Regions from separate parts of the Homo sapiens genome. Here region 2 is linked to region 1. Evidence: chromatin contacts called from ENCODE Hi-C or POLR2A ChIA-PET data. All regions are on one chromosome and are shown on one strand. The core of a region is the stretch at or near the end of the contact, and the rest is flanking DNA. Distances in the headings are between cores, read along the strand shown.

Evidence for each region. A loop is a pair of places that touch in the nucleus more often than their neighbours do. ChIA-PET counts read pairs that join two places held with the same protein, here RNA polymerase II (POLR2A). Pooled maps may share reads with other maps.
Region 2: a pooled map of heart left ventricle shows a loop between it and region 1 (5-fold over the local background). The contact joins two enhancer-like sites. A Hi-C loop is called at or near these places in 4 of 168 maps with a recorded cell type or tissue (Right ventricle myocardium inferior, breast epithelium, chondrocyte and 1 more) and 1 of 50 pooled maps. POLR2A ChIA-PET finds 5 or more read pairs at or near these places in 5 of 52 experiments (AG04449, CD8-positive, alpha-beta T cell, H1 and 2 more).

Annotation. Positions count from the first base shown.
Region 1 is chr19:5,098,778-5,106,006 of GRCh38, reverse strand. All of the region lies in intron 9 of KDM4B (lysine demethylase 4B), which reads right to left. Among named protein-coding and RNA genes, the nearest start is that of PTPRS-AS1, 75 kb to the left of the region's middle. RefSeq lists a silencer at 2,535-2,829. Within about 2 kb of position 2,811, at least 15 of the 41 ENCODE cell types and tissues checked have a DNase peak (open chromatin) inside an H3K27ac peak, as active enhancers do; they include dorsolateral prefrontal cortex, where a contact is called at or near this core.
Region 2 is chr19:5,134,596-5,141,824 of GRCh38, reverse strand. KDM4B (lysine demethylase 4B) reads right to left here. Exons shown (of 23, transcript NM_015015.3): 15 at 6,264-6,486; 16 at 4,487-4,563; 17 at 4,149-4,204; 18 at 3,755-3,863. Among named protein-coding and RNA genes, the nearest start is that of PTPRS-AS1, 40 kb to the left of the region's middle. RefSeq lists enhancers at 2,460-2,559, 3,582-4,081, 4,082-4,583. Within about 2 kb of position 2,469, at least 5 of the 41 ENCODE cell types and tissues checked have a DNase peak (open chromatin) inside an H3K27ac peak, as active enhancers do; they include dorsolateral prefrontal cortex, where a contact is called at or near this core.

The DNA.
Region 1 (7,229 bases), core at 1,562-4,061:
TTGTAGGAGTAAACACTTCTGCGCTACTTATTTCTCTAAATCTCTTTATTGAGAAGGCATATCCTCTAAGGTGGGCCCATGGGCCACATCTGGCCTGCCACTTGTTTTTGTGAATAAAGTTTTATTGGCACATAGCCAGGCCCATTCATTTATGTATCATCCACAGCTGTGTTCACGCTACAAGGGCAGGGCTGAACATTCAAGATGGGGAATGCACGGCCTGTAAAGCTGCAAACAGTCACTATCAGGTCCTTTACAATAAGTTTGGGCTGGCTCAAATGGTGGCTCACACCTGTAATCCCAGCACTTTGGGAGGCTGAGGCAGGAGGATCGCTTGAGGCCAGGAGTTCAAAACCACCCTGGGCAATATAGCAAGACGCTGTCTCCACAAAAATTTATTTTTAAAATTAGGTGAGTGTGGTGGTGCACGCCTACTGTCTTAGCTACTTGGGAGGCTGAGGTGGGAGGATCACCTGAGCCCAGGCGGTCAAGGCTGCAGTGAGCTGTGATCATGCCACAGCACTCCAGCCCGGGCGACAGACTGAGACCCTGTCTCAAAAGAAAAAGCTTGCTGAAGCCTGACTTAAGTCATGAAGTAACTTTTCTAGTGTAACTCGCAGTGTAACAGCATCGGGGTGAACACCACGTCCCACAGACCAGCTTCAGCACACTCTGGGAGCAATCGCAGGTGTGTCTGTTGCAGACATGGGCAGCAGTCCCAGTTTGTACTGAGCGTGGCAGCTGCGCGCGCCCCACTACCGGCTTCCGGGCCTCTGACTGCCCCTGCCGGGAAGCAGTCCGGCTCCAGGCATGGAGAGTCCTGGCCTCCTGCTCTGCCCCGCTCTGGGTCCTGTGCCCTCTGCACCATCAGCCCAAGCCAGCCATGTACTGTGGGCACGCTGCCCCCAGAACTCAGGGGCAGCTCAGGGAGCGGGGCCATTTGCACCTCAGCCTCATGGGGACCTGGATCCTGCTGCCCGGACGGAGCCCAGGGGGTGCGACTCTCCCGGCCTCACCACCTGACCCAGCTCCAAACTCCCGGAGCCCATGGACTTTGCACATTCCGGCTGGGATGGCCCCAGTTATCTTAATGAGCCCAGACACTCATACATGGGAGAAAACAGCAATTCAGGTCCCTGAAATGACAACTTTGGGACCTGGAGTCAGGCTCTGGTTCTCCCGGGTTTGCTGAGACCTGCCCAGGGTCTGGGGAAGAGAAGAGGCACGGCCTGAGGAGTGAGGTCTTCTGTTTCTAATTTTTGGGGGGTGTGAGGGTGTCCATTTTCTCACTGACATCAGTTCCAATACGCTCCACCTAAAAGCAGTCCTATTTTGGAAGCTCCCGAGGGACACACATGAGGTCTGAATCCTGGAAGTGGCGTTCCCAGACAAAACCCCCTTCCAAGACAGAGCATCCCTGTGCCTGCTCTTTGCCGGGTTCAGAACTGTCTGGCTCACAATTGAAAGCATGTTTTAAGGACCTTTAATTTCCCAAGATTTTAGTTGCTGGAAAAAAAAAAAAAAGGTACTGATCTTAGATTAGGTTCTGCAATTGTGGCCATAAAAACCCAGAGCAAAACGGTTTCCAACTTTTAGCTCAAAAAGAGTCACGTCTCCCATGTCTGAACTATTATAGGCTCTGAATTAATGAGTCTGAATTAATGTAGTTTTACCGTGCAACGCTGGGCCCTGCCCTGAAGCAGCTCACAGTGTAACTGGGAGACAAAATAAGCACATATGAGAAGCCAGGGGACCCGGGAGCAGAAAGGGGCAGGTGCCCAGGAGCTGTGCTGGCACGCCTGCTCGTCCTGCTGCTGCCGGGGTGGAGGGGCACCAGCTGGAGCGAGCTCCTCTGCTTCTCGGGGTCCTGCCAGCGGGACTCATTGGCCAGGGATTCGGCCAGCCTCCCTGCCACCCACCCAGCAGCCACAGGACACTTTTTCCCAGATAAAAAGGGGAGGGCCAGACTGCAGGCAGCCGTGGGGAGGGCCCCTCCTTCTGCTCCTCACCCACCCCATGATGTGCGGGTGGCCAAGCCTCAGGAGCTCGGAAGCTACTCAGAAGGTGGCTGGCCTGCCCTGGTTCTACAGGAGGTGGCCGTGCACCCCCGTGCCCCATCTTCACCTCCTTAAGGACCAAGGCAGGGTGGGGAAGGGGATCAGGAAGTGAACAGGGTGTGGAGCGAGCCTCACAGAGCAAAAGCCAGGCCCCCTGGGCTCGGGGCTGTTCCCTCCATCCTTCTCCAACACAGGCCCTCCTGACATGGCTAACATGAGTCTCCACTGACAGATACCGTCACAGACCCTTAAGAAAAACCTGGGGTGGAGAGAGGGTCTAGCAGGAGGCTCGACCAGCTGCTGCAGCTGCTTGCAAATGACAGGCCCGGGATTGATGGCCGTCGAGTTCAGGGGACCTGGACTAACCTCAGCACCGCTGCTGCTGGCTGGCCCGTCAGCTGGTGCCCAAACACCAAGCCAAAGAGCTGGAAGCAGTGCGGCCGTCACCTGCCCCTGAAGACTGACGCGTCCGACAGCCCGATATTCTTGACGCAGGCCTCAGAGGACCCGCTGCTACCTTCCCAGGAAAATGAGAAAGCGGGCGGGGCTGCTGGTTTGCCTCCGGTTATGCAGAGCGGGACCCGACGCAGAGATAAATAGATTTCTTTTTTCCAAAGCATGAAAAAATACAAATCAGAATGTCGATGGGCTCAGAGCCAGCAGCCGCAGAGCCCAGGGCCTGCTTCAGGACGTCGTGCCAAGCGAAATTGGCTCGTGTGGTGCCTGCTGCAGAGAGCGGGGGAAGGGGTCAGAGAGCTGAGGAGTGGCCAGGGCTGCCCGGTGCCTGCAGGAGGCACACATTGGCCCTGGGCTCTGCACACTCACCGGCCCCACTGGCAGCAGTGCCTTCCAAAAGGGGGTGCCCCCAACTGCCCCACACATCTGCCCTGTCCTGCAGGCCATCACCAGGACTGGCCTGTGTGGGAGAGGTGGGTACGTGGTGGGCAGGGCCGTTGCCAGGAGAGGCGACTATGGCTCCACCTTGCACTCTCCAGGGCTTTAAAGTGAAATAAATTTAACCTTTTCATGGGAATAAATATTAATGCCCAATAAAACCTGGAGATCTTATTACTTAGTATCGCCACAGCACCGGACGTGAAGAGCTCTTCACTGCTCTGAGACTGCTCCCAGGGAGGCCAGAGAGAGATGCTGACGTCAGGGGCGGCATCCACAGGCCACAGTGGACCAGGGCTCTCCTATGGGCGGGGCGGGTGCTGCACCCATCACCCGTCACCCGTCACCCGTCGCCCGCCGCCCATTGCCGGTGAAGGGAGAGCCTGAGGGGAGCCGGGGCCTCGATTCCCTGCTGTGGTGCGAGATCCCTCCCAACGCCAACAGCAAGAGACCGGGAGTGGCCCCAGATGCCACCCCGGCCCCGGCCCCATTCCTCCCCTGCTCCCCTGGCCTGTGGAGGCTCAGCCCCTCTCCCAGACTTCCCAGGGGTGTCCAGCTCCACCCTCCCCCAGGCTCTGGCCTTCATCCTTGGTGACTTCCACATTGGTCTGCTGACCCTTCAAGGGAGGACCCCTAGAAGGCCTCACTGTCTCCACTCCCTGCCAGGCAACACCACATCCCTCCTGGGCAGCCAGAGGCAACTGCAGGAAGGAGGCCACGCTCATGGCTCCTGGCTCTAAGTGATGCCTTGGTAGGCTGGCAAGCCCACGCCACCCATCTCTCTCCTGAAGCCACGAGAAAGTGCCTTTAGGGAGGACACACCTGCAAGGACAGGGAGGATGGAAAAGGAGACGACAGCAGGCTGGGGGTGGGACGTGGCGAGCAGACGGACGGCCACCAGGGAGCCATTCCCAGCAGAGACACGGATGGTGGTGGCGGGCACGCACCCCACGCCTCATGGCCCAGGGTCCCCTGGAAACAAGGGTGGGGGTGCTCAAAACGGAGGTCTGCGCGAGGACTGCCGCAGCACCCGACCCCTCCTGGCACCCTGGCGGCCGCCTGCCCCTCCTCGCTGGACTCCCTAGGATCATTTACTGGGGAGGCCAGAGAAGGTGGGTGTCTGGGCTGGGGACACTGGGCACAGTGGAGGATGTGGGTGACACCCTTAGGAGCCCAGGCAGGAGGCTGGAGGGCTACTCCCTGTGCAATCCGGCTGGCCCAAGGGGAGAGACCCAAAGGGCCTGATGTGGGCTCCCCCATAACAGCCCACCCAGGTATCCCCGGGAAAAGCACCGAGTGAGGCCCTCCCCGCCCTTCCCCTGCATCCACAGCCCACCCGGATCTCCCCAGGAAAAGCAACAAGTGAGGCCCTCCCCGCCCTTCCCCTGCATCCACAGCCCACCCAGACCTCCCCGGGTAAAGCACCGAGTGAGGCCCTCCCCGCTATCCCCTTGCATCCCAACCCATCACCAGCATCCATTGCCCACTTGGGTTTTTTGGGTTTTGGGGTTTTGTTTTTTTTTTTCAGACAGTCTTACTCTATTGCTCAGGCTGGAGCTGGAATGTGGTGGCGTGATCACAGCAGCTCACTGCCGACCCCGAAGTCCTGGGCTCAAGCAATCCTCCTGCCTCAGCCTCCCAAAGTGCTGCACTACAGGCATGAGCCACTGCACCTAGTCCCTCACTTGTAATCATTACACTAGATCGTTACCCCCAAGCATCAGAGAGATGGGCCTGCACTATGATCCCCAGAGATCAAAATAAACTATCAAAAAAAAAACAAAAACCTGGTAAGAAACAGAGGACAGAGAAGATTTTTTTTTTTTTTTTTTTGAGACGGAGTCTTGCTCTTGTTGCCCAGGTTGGAGCGCAATGGCACAACCTCGGTTCACTGCAACTTCTGCCTCCTGGGTTCAAGTGATTCTCCTACCTCAGCCTCCCCAGTAGCTGGGATTACAGGCACCCACCGCCATGCCCAGCTAATTTTTTGTATTTTTAGTAGTGACAGGGTTTCACCATGTTGGCCAGGCTGGTCTTGAACTCCTGACCTCAGGTGATCCGCCCGCCTCAGCCTCCCAAAGTGCTGGAATCACAGGTGTGAGCCACCGTGTCCAGCCAGAGAAGACATTTTCAAAAAGAATTTAAACCTATCGTCAATCAATATCCTCAGAAATAAAAGATACTACATCATGAAAGAAGAACGGGGCTTATAACAAAAGGAATATTCAGAAGACAAAAAAGGGCAGAAATGAAAAACACCAATAAAAACACATCAATAGACAGGTTAAGTGAGGAAGCTGAGGAACTCTTCCAGAAAACAAATTAATAAAAAAGACAAAGAGGCCAAGTGTGGTGGCTCACGCCTTAATCCCAGCACTTTGAGAGGCCGAGGCGAGAGGATCACTTGAGGTCAGTTCAAGACTAGCCTGGGCAACATGGCGAGACCCCATCTCTACAAAAAATTAGCCAGTGTGGTGGCACACACCTGTAGTCCGAGCTACACAGGAGGCTGAGGCAGGAGGATCACTTGAGCCTAGGAGTTTGAGGCTGCAGTGAGCTATGACTGCACCACTGCACTCTAGGCTGAGACTCTGTCTCATTTCAGAGTGAGATCCTGTCTTGAAGACAACAACAACAACAACAACAACAAAAACAAAAAAGACAACGTAGAAAACGGAGGTGGGGAAGATAAAGTGGAACACTAGTTCTGAAAGCCCAATAGCGAGTGATGGGAGTTTGAAATAGAAACAAGAAAGACAGGAGAGCAAATAATCAATGAAACCATTCAAGAAAGTTTACCAGAATCATGGGAAAGGTTGGAAAAGATGGATGGAAAGGCCCAAGGAGGGGCAAGTGACAAAAATCAGACACGTATCAGGTACCCAATGAGGGGACTTCAGGACACTTGGGACACAAAAAGGGTTCAATAAGCCTCCAGAAGGGAGAAAAACAGGTCCCACACCAAGGATGAGGAATCAGAGGAGCATCTTTGTGCCAGCAGCACTGAATGAGAACCACGGATGGGTGCAGCCTTCGAAGGGACTTCGATACCCAGCCAAACTATCCGCCACCCAGACAGCAGCTTCTCCTGCACAAGTTCTTCTACTTTGTTGCCTAACCATCCTGTGGAGTTTTTGGTTTCATTTTCAAATTCTGCCCTTTCCTTATTTCTCAAGGTTCTGGAGGCTGGAAAGTCCAAGATCAAAGCACTGGCAGATTTGGTGTCTGGTGAGGGTCACTTCCTGGTTCTTAGATGGTGCCTTCTCACTGTGTCCTCCTCTGGTAGAAGGGGTGAGGGAGCTCTCTGGGGGCTCTTTTATAAGGGCTCTGATCTCCTCCATGAGGGTGCCACCCTCAGGCCCTGTTTTCAAATGAGAAAAGTCTCAAAACTTTACTGCCTGTGTTCCTTTCTCAAGAAGCCCCTGGAGCATATGTCTCTCAGAAATGAGGTCACAGCAGGTGTGGAGGCCAAAGCAACTCCATCTTGGATGCTAACCTGCCATGTTGGCTTTTGATTAACCCCCATTCTGGGAAGGCCTCTGAGATTTCCAGTTCATCTACTGCTCCTTGTATAAGAGCAGGTACTTACTGTAAATCTTGCCCTTTGGTCAAATGGCCCTTGAGGTTTCCATATTTCAATTGTCTTGCACATCCCAAAACAACCCTTCCCTATGGTATATAAGCCCTGGGTCTGGGGGTGATGGTGCAGGGATCCACCGTCTTGTCTCACTACCGCCACCCAAGACACAGACATGGCTTCTCGTTGTAAATCCTTATTAAATGTTTCTCTCTGAGAAACTGAATGCCAGCTTCTTTCTTTGGCCTCTCAGCATCCTTGGACTTTGGGGTATTTGCACAGACCTGCTCATCATGTTTAAAGAGAAAGGAAACAAATGGGCCTTCTGGTGCCCTGCAATCCTCTCCACTGCCCACTGCTACCCAGTGTGTGCCCAGCACTACTGGAACCGGAGGTTGTTCTATGTGACCAGGTTCCCCTGAAAGTATCTCTGCCAAAAGGAAAGAAAGCAGCAACTAAAGGCTCAGAAATCCACCCTGCACATTCCTTGGAGGCAGGGATGAGGGAAATGGCATGTGAGGAAGTGACTGGAATGAACCTTTTGTCTTAGTCCATTATTGAAACAAAATACCATAAGCTGGGGGCTCATAAGCAAATTGCTTATTTCTTATGGTTCTGGAGGCTGGGAAGTCCAAGATCAGGGCACTGGCAGGTCTGGTGTCTGGTGAGGGTGACTTCCTGATTCTTGGCATCTTCTCACT
Region 2 (7,229 bases), core at 1,220-3,719, 36 kb before region 1:
GAGCTCCCGGTGCTTTTGCCTGCTGCCAGGAACCTGCCCAGCCGGTAGGTGAGAAGCTTCTCAGCAGCACGGCCTTGAGAACGTGGTGATAACTTGGCCCAGGCGGGCGGCCAGCCGGAGCCCCCTGACTCACCAGGACTGCCTGGAGCCCTGAGCCGGTGGCTGGAGAAGTCCTGGAGACAAACTGACGGATGGGTAACCAGGAGTGAGTGCCCCATGCCTGCAGCCTGCCCGTGGCCCGCGAAGGTGGCTGGGCGGTTGGGCGAGCAGGAATTAACCGCCGCCTCCTTGCAAAGCCCCATTAAGCAGTACAAGCGGGCCTCGTGTAAAAGGATTTTTAATTCATCGTTACAAGCACCGGTAATGAAGAGGCTGCGTTCTGGAAATGTCAGATGATCCATAAGGCGTCGGGCAGGAGGACTTATCACTGCACCACGCATCGCACCATCACTCCACCTGAATCATGAGGCCTTTTACGCCCACGTTTGTGGACTGAGTCACTGGTGCCTCGGAAGCATCACCCGCGGGCTGCCGGCTTCCTAATCGCCTGGCCGTGCCCGGCCAGGCCGGCGTGACCCACTGCACACTCCACTCCACGAACAAGGAAAGAGGGCTCCCCTTCCAGATGAGCCTCTGTGACTGCCTGCACAGCCCTGCCCAGGTGGCCCAGCACCTGTGGGCTCCAAGCATGGCATCCAAGCCCGCCGGGCTCGTGGGCACCTCGCACCAGTGCATGGGAGCCCGGGCTTTGTGGCCGGCATCAGTCCCACCCTTGTGGTCTCCCCAGCAGACCCACCCTGCCAGACTGATCTGTCTGCTTCCAGCCCCACCTCCACGCAAGCCTGAATGTCAACACCAGGCACTGTGTCCGCGGCTGGGAAGATAAACCAGGCAGGAAAAGCAGGCAGGACGCTGCTGGGTGCTACTGGCTGCGGGCCCAGCCTCCAGGGGCCCACGAGACACGTGTGCAGAGGCCGGAGTGCACAGGGACAAATGCGTCCTCCCCATCAGCGCTGCCACATGCACAGCCCTTAGTGGGGACGCGGCCCCAGCAACATCTGCATTTTGCTCTCCTCATCTTTTTTTTTTTGAGACAGAGTCTTACTCTGTCGCCCAGGCTGGAGTGCAGTGGCGCAATCTCAGCTCACTGCAACCTCCGCCGCCCAGGTTCAAGCAATTCTCCCGCCTTAGTCTCCCGAGTAGCTGGGATCACAGGCACGTCCCGCCATGCAGAGCTAAGTTTTGCATTTTCAGTAGAGACGGGGTTTCATATGTTGGCCAGGCTGGTCTCGAACTCCTGACCTCAGGAGATCGACCCGCCTCGGCCTCCCAAAGTGCTGGGATTACAGGCATGAGCCACCAGGCCTGGCCTCCTCATCTTCTTTCTGGGCCAGGTCCCAAGGCTCTGCAGGAAGCTGATTTAAAGGGCCAGCTGAGTGTCATTTTCCAGCAGGCGTGGACAGCCCCAAGTGCCTTGTGCGCAGGTGGGCTACAGGGTGTGCAGCAGACAGCCCTGCAGGGCTGCAGCCCAGGCCATGATCGGCCAAGCCCCTCCAGGCCCCAGGCTCCTCACCTGCAGAACAGACAGTGCAGGATGACCCCACAGGCTCTCACTGTGTGGATCAAATGCAGTAGGTGACACTGGGGGCCTGGGGGAGCGAGGCTGCAGATTTGACAAGCCCTGAGCAGCTGCTAGTGCTCAGACAGGGTGGTCCATGCTTTAGGGAGTGGGCCCAGCTCACACCACTGCAACCCTGCATGGCGGGGACTGTGGCAACCCCACAGCACAGAAGGGACGGCCGAGGCACAGAGAGGTCGAGGAATCTGTCCCAAGTGCACAGCCAGCTGGTGGCCAGCACTGACCACTCCTGACTGCCCTGTGGCTCCAAGGGGTTCCCCAAAGGGGGGCCATCATTGCTGAGAGCAGGAGGAAGCTTCACAAGCCCCCACGATGAGGCCCCGCTACGCCCAAGGTGGCTGCGCGCATCTACGGGGGGCCTCAATGTGCACCAAGAGTGGAGCAGCAGAGATCCTCCAACTCAACCACAAAAGGCCAAGCAACCCAGGCACGGAATGGGCGAAGGAGCAGAACAGACGTTTCTCCAAAGACGGCATGCAGATGGCCAACAGGACTGTGCAAAGATGCCCAGCGTCACTGACCGCCAGGAGAACACAAATCAAACCATAGCGAGACCACCTCGCACCTGCTAGGGCGGCTGCTACAAAAAAGTCAAAGGTAGGTGTGAGTGAGGACGAGGGGAAGGGGAAAGCCCTGCACCCGGGGGGTGCGGATGGGAGTCCGTCCAGCCGCAAGGGAGAGCAGTTTCCTCCAGTGCTAAAAACAGAGCTGCCCGACGGTCCAGCAAGCCCACTGCTGGGTCTGTATCCACAGGAAATGACATCAGAATCTCCAAACCACAACCACACTCCCACATCCGCTGCGGCGCAACCCACAACAGCCTGAAGGCAGAGACATCGGCGGGTGCCCGGATCAACACAACGTCGTCCATCCACATGGTGGCACATCACTGAGCCAGGAAAAGAAGGAACTCCTGCCATATTTGGGTTGAATGAATGTGGATGAACCTTGAGGAAACTATGCCAAATGAAAGACACCACTCGCGCCTGTAATCCCAGCTACCCAGGAGGCCAAGGCAGGAAGATCTCAAGGCCAGGAGTTCCAAACCAGCCTGGGCAACATAGTGAGACCCCATCTTTTAAAAAAAAATTGGGAGTTAACCTAACTTTTTGGCACGTGCTTGTGGTCCCAGCTACTCAGGAGGCTGAGGCGGGATGATCGCTTGAGCCCAGGAGTTTGAGGCTGCAGAGAGCTGTGATCACACCACTGCACTCCAGCCTGGGTAACAGAGTGAGAGACCCTGTCTCTTAAGAAAGAAGCCGGTCGCAGAAGAATAAAGACTGTACAATCCCACTCACGTGGGGTCTATAACACAGGCAAACACACAGAAGCAGAGTGCTGGGTGCTGGGGTGGGCGGAGGGAGCTGCTGCTTAGCACGTGTGAAGTGTCAGTTATACAGGACGGGTGAGCGGGCCGCAGAGCCCTGCTGCCCACCACTGGGCCCGTGGTGAATGCTGTACTGAACCTCAGATGCTTCTTAAGAGGGCAGATCTCACGCTAAGCATTGTTACAATTGTTTGTTTTTTTTTGAGACAGTGCCTGGCTCTGTTGTCTAGGCTGCAGTGTAATGGTGCCATCACAGCTCACTGCAGCCTGGGTATCCCGGGCTCAGGCGATCCTCCCACCTCAGCCTCCCGAGTAGCTGGGACCACAGGTGTGTGCCACCACGCCCAGCTAGTGTTTTTTATTTTTTTTATAGAGATGGGGTCTCATCGTGTTGCCCAGGCTTGTTATAATTATTAGAAAAACAGCAAAGATCAGACAGCCCGGTTGTGTCGGGGCACGTGCGGTGCCTCTGCTTTTGTGGGAAGGTGGAAACTGCATGGGGTGCTCGATTCTGCAGAGGATGCCCCCAAGGCCACACCTGACGGGGCCTGCTTATCTCTGCCACCCTTGATGCCTTCTGATTTTTGTACCTTGCACCTCGGGGAAGGATTCAAAAAATAACACACCTGCTGAAGTCGGGATCACTGGCTTCCTGAAAGCTGCCCACCACCCCCATGGAGACGCAGAGCTTGGAGGAAAGACCGCTTCAGATCGCGCAGGTGGGGAGCCGAGCATGGCCGGCAGCCCTAGAGGCACGGGCAGGGTGGGCCTCGACCGCAAGGACCTACCAGCTTCCACCGCTGCTCGGGGATGGCGCTGATGTCCACAGGGTGGCGCTCAATCACGTTCAGGAAGCGCGCCTCGGGGACTGCGATGGCACAGATCACGTGGATCCACCTGGGAGGGCAGGTGCAGCGGGGTCAGGTGCGCCTCTGAGGACCTGGGCTGGTCACAGAGGGGCTGGGCGTGATGTGGCTGTCGGCTGGGTCAGGGCCTGGGGAACTTCAGGAAGGTCGGTGCAGGCGTATGCTCCTCCTCAGCCCTGGCCACCCCATCCATGACACAGGGCGGTTATGTGGAGGTGATGGTCAACCCCTAGGCACTGGGGTCACACCCTGCAGAGCCTCAGCCCAGGGCAGGCTCCCCTCCGGCCCTCCAGCCCCAACGCGCGGTGCCACCCACCTCCTATCGGTGGTCATCTGCAGCGCACCTCCTCGCAGGTTGCACAGGCAGCACTCCTGTGGAGACCAGACAGCCCTGGATGAGCAGGGCTCGGAGCAGGCTCCCCACACACTGCTTGGGGCCTGATCTGCCAACCGTCCCCAGCCCACGGCCCTTATATTTCAACCTAGCAGCCACCAAAGTGACGGGTGGGAATCCCTTGGGTTCCACCCCCTCAGGGCAGAGGTGAAGGAACCCAGGCCCACGGAGGGGAGACTACGCCCCAAAGTCACCCCACTGGAGTGGGGCCGGGGCCCAGGCCTCTCAGAGCACCACCCCCGCTGCGGGGAGCGAGTTACCGCAGTCCAGGCGTGGGCCGCGCACCGGGAACACGTCCAGCCTTCATTGACCAGCTCGGGACGGATGCCATAGCAACCTGGAAGACAGCGGGGGCTGGCTGAGATCTGGGGGGCAGGTGAGACTTGGGGAGCCGAGTGAAACTCAGGGGGAGGGGCCGGGTAACTTGGGGGCCAGTGTCCGTATGTGGAGTGACGAGGCCTCCGCACGCAGCTGCAGCATTCAGGGTGCGTGCTGTTCCCACCCTCTGAGCTTCAATCCAGGCCACTGCATGTGGAGCGAGAGAAAGGTCTGGAAGCTACTTGTGTGGAAAGAGGACGCAGGAGGGGAAGCAGGGACCCTGAGCTCCAGCTGGGTCTGCCGCGCTCAGCCTGGTGGTGTCTTGAGGGCCCCTCCTTGTTGGGTGTCTGCACCCCCAACAGCAGCTCCTCCTGCTATGTCCAGAAAGGCCAAAGCCGCAAGGGAGACTCACTGTGGGATGTGGCCCTGGGTCTGGAAATGGGGAAAGGGCACAAAAGGCCGAATCATGCCCCCAGAGCGAGGGCAGGGGTGCCGCCTGCCCCCCAGGGCTCTGCCTCTGCTGGGGATCACTGCCCCCAGTGTGGAAGGGGCTCTCTGCCAGTGCTGATGGCCCACTGAAGAGGCTGGGGGCGGGGACCTCACTGCCTCCAGAGCAGCAGGGTGGTGGGCACGGCTGGGGGTGGGGGCGTCTGCTGGGGTAGCCTGGCTGGGGCGGCCCGGCTGTGGCAGGCCTGGGACCCTCGGCAACCCTTCCCCCAGGGAGCCCATCTGCCCCGGGGGCACATCTCAAACCCAGGCCCAGCAAAGCAGAGTGAAGAGCCTCCCAGCCAGGAGACAACGCGAGCCCCCAGGCAGGCCACCGCCAGGAGGAAACCGACACAGATCTATGGCTGCCAGGGGCACAGAAAATTAAACGTCTCCAGAGAGCCCTCCTCCTTCCCTGAAAGTCCAATTCCTGCCACCGCCCCCCCGTGCGTGGGAAAGAGACAGACATCCATTTTCTTGTCTGTGACCATGGTCGAGCCTCAGGACTGGGGAGGGGTCCCTGAGAGCAGAGATAAATCAGACGCCCTGACCACGCTGCAATCTCACTGTGACCATCAGTTTCAACCACAGCCACAAATCACAGGCGTAGCGGCTGCCTGAGTTCCTCCTGTCGCCTCCCAGGCCTTGGAGAAGACTCGGCAGAACTGTCCAGAGGGCCAGTGAGGAGGAACCCTGCCTGGGCCAAGGTCAAGGGCAGGGATGTTTGCCCCCAAAGGCTGCTTGGCAGAGACAGCCATTCTCAGGGAACACAGCCTGCGGAGAGACGGGGTGCCTGGCCCATTTCTTGCTCTGGCCCTAGGGTGAGCTTCTGGGTGTCAGGGACAGGGTGGGATGAGCCCAGTGCCCCTTGGAGCAGAGGCTTCCTCCGCAGAGGCTGGCACCAGAGGCCAGCACCTGGGCCTGCACTGGCATCTTCTGGATGCTGGGGGCGGTGGAGGCCCTGTCCTGCCCCAGGGTGGCATGCGGTCATCCAGCCCTTCCATGGCCACAGCCTTTCCCCCTGCTCTAGATGGTGGGACCACAACGGGAAGGATGAGAAAGTCAGAAATTGCAGGAAGTCACCGGGGGAGGCCCCTGCCCTGGCCCTGAAAGTGCAGCCTGGGGAGAGGGGCCGGTGTGGCCCTCCGCAGGGGAGGATGGAGCCCCCACCGGCACCCCCACCAACACCCTGAAGGAGGGCGCAGCTCCTCTGGGCCCCACAGTGGCACTCACTGGCATGGACCTGCAGGCAGCACTTGCCGCAGGCGATCAGGGGGCTGGTCCCGTCGTCGCCGATGTAGGAGTTGGCAGGCAGCGGCTCCGTGTTCTCACCGCCAGAGGTGAAGCACATCTCAGGGATGAGCGGTCGGGTCTTCTGACGGCTTTTGGAGGGTAATGTGGCCGGGCAGCCCTCTCCGAGGGAGGCTATGGGTGCCTCCTTCTCAGTCTGTAGGGCCTGTAGGGGAGAGGCGACCTTCAGGGGACAGAGCCATGTGTGGGGCAGGCGGGCGGGCGGCGCGGACCTCTCTCAGGGCACCTGCCCCAGGCTTCGACACCCCCTGGCTCTGGAGGGGGAGGTCGGGGAGATGGCCAGAGCCACCTCGGCCCCTCTTCTCACTCCTCCAGAAAGTCAGGATCCCCAAACACTGTCTGACCCTGTCCCCAACCCGCCGAAGACCTTCCCATGAGGGTTGCATCCAGACACAGAGCTCAGGCTGGCCTGTGTGGCCCCTGGTGCTGGGTGGCCCCTGGCGCTGGGGTATGCTGGGGGTGGTGTGTGATGAACGAGTCTCCACACTCTGCCTGGCAAGGGGAATTAGGAAGACGCATGTCTGAAGTGGCATTCCAGGCCCTGTGGCTCCCAGCAGCCTCTCTGGCCTCACAAAGGACAGCAAGTGCCTGGAGACGGTGTCGGCTGTCAGGTCTTGTTTGTCTCAGGAACCAGAGCACTAAATCCAGCTCCCAGCAGCAGAGCCCCAAGACAGGCTCACCACCCTCGGCACAGCACTCTCCCTGGCTCTGTCCACCCAGACCCGGCCGGCGCACAGGCCTGGGGGGTGACGTCCCCAACCCAGGGCAGCTCTGCTGATGCCTGGACATGCTTGGCATGGGGCTAGGAGCTGGGAGTGCAAAGCATGTGGCCAGGTCCTGTCCTGGGGAGGCTGCATGCCCAGGGGAAGAGAGAAGGGGGGATCTAAG